Regions from separate parts of the Homo sapiens genome. Here region 1 is linked to region 2. A link is a loop called in an ENCODE intact Hi-C map of the cell type or tissue named here. Cell type or tissue: gastrocnemius medialis. All regions are shown on one strand.

Region 1 (2,500 bases), 400 kb before region 2:
AAGCTGAAATATAATAGAAAAATACTTCATTAACAGCAGCCTCAAAACCTACGAAGATACCTATGTAGAAAACGTCAGATGGAAGGTGTCCAGGCCACTATAACATTGCAAAGGGCATAAAAGAAGACTTGACTGATGGAGACGTATGCCACGTTCATGAATGAAAAGTGTAAGTTTTGAAAAATGAGATTAATTTTAAAAAGTGAAAAACGAGGTCGATTCTCCGCAAACAGCCTTTCTCAATCCCAGCTGAGTTTTTCGTGGGATTTGGCCGGCTGGTCCAAAGGTCCACGTGGAAGGCCAGAGAGCCAAGCAGAGCTAAGTGAGTTTCAGAGAAGAATCATGTGGGACGCCTGCCTCTAAGACAGCGTGGCATTGGTGCCGGGATAGGCAAGTGGATGCCTGGAACAGCCCATGTGCTTACGATGATGCTTTGAGGTGGGTGGGTGCTCCACATCTACAAGGAAGGAGGGTTGTTCTCTGAGGGTGCTGGGCCGGGCTGTTCCCTGAGTGTGCTGGGCTGGGCTGTCCCCTGAGTGTGCTGGGCTGGGCTGTCCCCTGAGTGTGCTGGGCTGTCCCCTGAGTGTGCTGGGCCGGGGCTTCTCTACATGGGGAAAATTAGGTGCCTGTGTCACGCTCTAAACAAAAATAAAACACCAGGTAGATTAAACAACTCAGATGTGAAAAGCTAAACCTGAAAACATTTAGAAGGAAAACAGGCATAATATTGATGACCTCAGGGTAGGAAAGGGTTTCTTAAGTCACTAAAGTCACAAGCTATCAAAGTAAAGAGAGACGCATTTGACCACATTACATTTTAAAAACTGTGTTTGAAAAAAGACAACATAACTAAGTAAAAATACAAGCCAGGGAGTGGAAGGAGGTCATCTCTGTGCATCCGGCGCTGAGGCCGGAGTCCAGGAGATCTAGCGAACGTCATGGTCAGACAAGCAGCCCAGGGTTGAGGCGGGGGTCACACAGGAGGAGACGCGGACAGGCGGGGGTCACACAGGAGGAAACACGGACAACACAGGGAGTAGCCAGCAGGGAGGCTCGGCCACTGGGACCCCAGGAAGGGCGTGATAATCCTTGAGACCAGCTGAAGGTTCTCACACCTCCAGAGAGAACATGCTGGGGCGTTTAGGGGAGAGCGGTTGGTCAGGGCAGCCAAGCTGAGGACACAGTCCTGCTTCTGGGCACCCAGGGAGCTGCCCACCCGGGAGGATGGAGACTGGAAATGGCCTGCATGCTGGTCCACCAGGAACGGGCTGCTCCTCTGGGCATATTCATCCTCTGGATGGGGCCCAGCACTAAACCGGAACTGCCTGTCTTGACAAGGAGGCATCGCAAACCCAGCATCGAGCAGAAGGAATGAATCGCGGGTCTCTAATCCTGCACCCTGATGCTGTCCGTTTCTGTGAATGTGAAACAGGACCCTAATGCTGGACACTTACAAAAGTAGTAAAATTATAAAATATTTTGAGAGGCACTGGATTCAGGGTCACGGTTGCCTCTGGAGAGGGTTGGAGAGCAGGGAGGGGCACCCACTTCTGCCCGTGATGTTTATTCCTTGATGGAAAACACCTGAGCTAGAGTGGCAGGTCTGATATTAGTTACAGCTGACGGTGAGGAGGTAGTGGTCATGTCCATTCCATTACTCTGTTCTTCATAGGGTTTGAAATCATCCATAACAAAAAAGTCAGAGGGGCCGGGCACGGTGGCTCATGCCTGTAATCCCAGCACTTTGGGAGGCCGAAGCGGGTGGATCACCTGAGGCCAGGGGTTCGAGACCAGCCTGGCCAACATGGCAAAACCCCATCTCTACTAAAAATATAAAAATTAATTAGCTGGGCATGGTGGCACATGCCTGTAATCCCAGCTGCTCGGGAGGCTGAGGCAGAAGGATCACTTGAACCCAGGAGGCGGAGGCTGCAGTGAGCTGAGATTGCGCCACTGCTCTCCAGCTTTCATGACAGACTTTGTCTCCAAAAAAAAAAAAAAGAAAAAAGAAAGATTTAGCACTATTCATTCATTTGAGGAAAAAAGTGGCCGGCGCTGTGGCTCACGCCTGTGATCCCAGCACTTTGGGAGGCTGAGGTGGGTAGATCATGAGGTCAGACCATGAGGTGGGATCAGAAGACCAATACCCCAGGGTTGGCTCCCTAAGACCAGCCTAAACTGGCAGCCCAGGGCTGAGGGCACGGCCAGAGCTGGGGCCCTCGCCCACCCACCACCCACCTGCATGGGGAGGGGCCTTGGGGTGACTGAGCGTGAGAGGGGCTGTGCGGAGGTGGCTGTGATGGTCTCTGGTCCCGCCTCTGGGGCAGGTGGTGCTGACAGGGCAGGATTTGGGCAGCAGGAGTCAGGGGCTCCCAGGGAAGCCTGGAGAGGCTGAGCATGGGGTTGGACCTCAACAGGCACTTTTGGGAAATCTTGTTGGGGGCTGGGGCTGGTGGAGAAGAGTTGGGGTCCTCGTGGGAGGGCAAGGCAGGCCTGCTGG
Region 2 (2,500 bases):
CACCCAGGGAACACAAGTGCACCATGACGCGGAGCCCTTCATCACCGCAGGCCACGGCGCTTGTCCTTCCCAGAGGCCCCCAACCACAGCTGCTGAGCGACACCCACACCGCTTCTCTCTTCACACAGCGGACTGATGAGGAGTCCCGCCAAGCAGGAGCTCTGAGCCACAGCACAGAGTGTGCTGGCCCAAGTCCACGCCTGCATGCAAGCTCAGCCATGCGTCTAATGGCAATAACCGTGGAATGAGCTCGTGAGGTTCGGAGAGTCCCACCCCGACGGGGAGAGCCACAGGGAGCCCCAATCTCGGCAGTGACCGGCTCCAGGTCCCCACGTACCGTGAGAGTGGGGACAGCGGTGGACAGCAGCCCTTGAGCAGGGCACAACCTTCAGAGAGACCTCGACAAGTGAACACTTAAACCAAGGTCGACCCTGGGGGAAACGCAGACCTCCTCCCAGTGCCCCCTTCAGAAAAGGTACTCAAACACTGGCTCCCATCATGAGCTGGGCACGGAACCAGGCATGGGTACTACCTGCCTCCAGGGCTTGGAGCTCGGGAGGGGAACCAATCCCGGGCCCTCGACCTGGGAGGTGCCAGAAGGCCCTCACACAAGACTCCAGCACTAGGGTGGGGAGGTTAAAGTAAACAGGACAGAGGGGTTCAACTAAGACAATACCTTTGCTCACGGTCAGAGGCGAAGGCACTGATGCCAGCCGGCGCCGACTCAGGTGAGCACACAAGCTCTCCCGCCGCGGCTGCACCACATGCCTGATAAAGGGACAGCCCTGGATGTCTAGTTCCTCAGGCACGTGTGCACACATGTGTGCTGCGTAGCACTGGCACCCCATTCCTGTTCTGCCCCAGGTAGCTGGTGCATTCCCCGGTGCTCACCGGCTCGACCCCCCAGCAACACGAGAGACCTCACAGAGGGAGTCACACTAACGTGGTCGGGGCTCCAGAGCGAAACCCCAACCACTATGCTCACAGCCAGGACCGAGCAGGCTGGGCCAACGGCAGTCCCTGCCCAGCGCCCGGCTCCCTCCGAGTGGCCAGCAGCGCCCTCTGGTGGAGACTGGCTCGGCCTCCGCGGCACTGCATTCCCACGGCAGTGGTCCATCTAGTCCCCAAGTCCTAGAGGAGGCCCCTCTCTCTCCCTCAGCCCTGGCAGGGTCCTTGGCGCCCATTCTCCACACCTGCACTCCTTGGCCCTCCAGGAATTACCGGCCTCAGGGGCGCTCCTGGAAGCAGAGAAGGGGATCTGCCTGGACCTTCCTCAGAGGCACAGCCTTCACAGAGGCACGAGGGGCTTTGGAGCAGAGGAGGCTGCCACTTATCAGCCAGACGGCCTGGGCTCAATTCCCAGCTGCAGGGCCCTGGCCAGTGACATCACCTCTCTGCATTTTCCCACCTATAAAATGGGAATGCTGACCTCCAGCATGTCCTGAGCAGGTAGAAGATTGTGGCCCTCCCCGGGGAATCCAACACCAGCCCCTGGACACCCCTGGATGCTCCTGGGCATGGCAAGACCAGCAAAGTCACCTCCCAGCTGCCCAAAAGGAGTGTCCACACCAACAGGGGCAGCAGTGACCCGAGTGCTTCTGAACACACCATTTGGGCAATCATCTTCAAAATTAACAGAACCAAGGTGACGAGAAAAAAGGCACTTCTATGGCAAGCTCTGCTCCGAGTGGCCATGAAGAAGCTGAATCTTCTAGCTGTGCAAACAGAAGGTGCCAAGTACTGGCTGCTTTCTAGGTCTCTCTAGGTCTGACTGTCATCCCCCTCCTATCAGCCCCAGGGCAGTACCCAAAACACCCACTGCTCAGCGGTGGCCACATGAATCAGAAGCACGGCATCCTGAGGCCATGGTAAGCAAATCACAGGAGACGGCTGGTAATGAGGACACGAAATATGCTCGGCCTCACCAATAAACAGAGCAGCCTGATGCATGTGAAACCACATGCCGCTGATGGAGTGGGGGGCAGGGAAAGACTGGCACCCGCCCTGTAGGGGAAGGGGACAGTTAGACAGTGGTGAAACCTCCACATGCCACTGATGGAGCGGGGGGCAGGGAAAGAGTGGCACCTGCCCTGTAGGGGAAGGGGACACTTAGACAGTGGTGAAACCTATCAGGCCAGAGGGGGAACGGGTGCCCGTTCTTAGACACAAGCAAGGGAGAGACGAGCCAGTGCGGGCCCTGCTGCTTGAGCACTGCACGGTGGGGTGGAGTGGACCGCCACAAACAGGCAGAAAGGAGAGAGAAATCGGAGTCCAGTCCTGTTTGCAGCAGGGCTGCGTTCAAATGCAGAGCCTGCAGGGGATGCCGTTAGGCAGGATCCAGAACAGAGGAGGAACCCATTTTTGTTTCAGACAAAGAAAGGAAGACAGGCATGTCCCGGTCTAGCACACAGGCCCCTGTGGGGAGGGATGGAGGCTTCAGTGCTACTTTTCACCACTGTAAGGTGAAGCATGTGACTTTACTTTTATAGTCTCTCTTCCA

The links. Peaks named below come from ENCODE experiments on the same cell type or tissue, not always from the same donor. Only the 100,000 strongest peaks of a DNase experiment are listed, where the experiment ranks them.
Region 1: it touches region 2 in a loop (5-fold over the local background); 15 of 110 quality-filtered maps call a loop at or near these places.

What each region holds. Positions count from the first base shown.
Region 1 is chr11:1,115,897-1,118,396 of GRCh38, forward strand. No RefSeq gene overlaps it. Among named protein-coding and RNA genes, the nearest start is that of MUC5AC, 41 kb to the right of the region's middle. In gastrocnemius medialis, no CTCF peak of the experiment used is centred here; a DNase peak (open chromatin) is centred at 995.
Region 2 is chr11:1,514,619-1,517,118 of GRCh38, forward strand. No RefSeq gene overlaps it. Among named protein-coding and RNA genes, the nearest start is that of MOB2, 29 kb to the left of the region's middle. RefSeq lists a silencer at 948-1,137. In gastrocnemius medialis, a CTCF peak has its summit at 1,074 (motif pointing left); a DNase peak (open chromatin) is centred at 1,043; H3K4me3 peaks cover 607 bases; H3K27ac peaks cover 417 bases.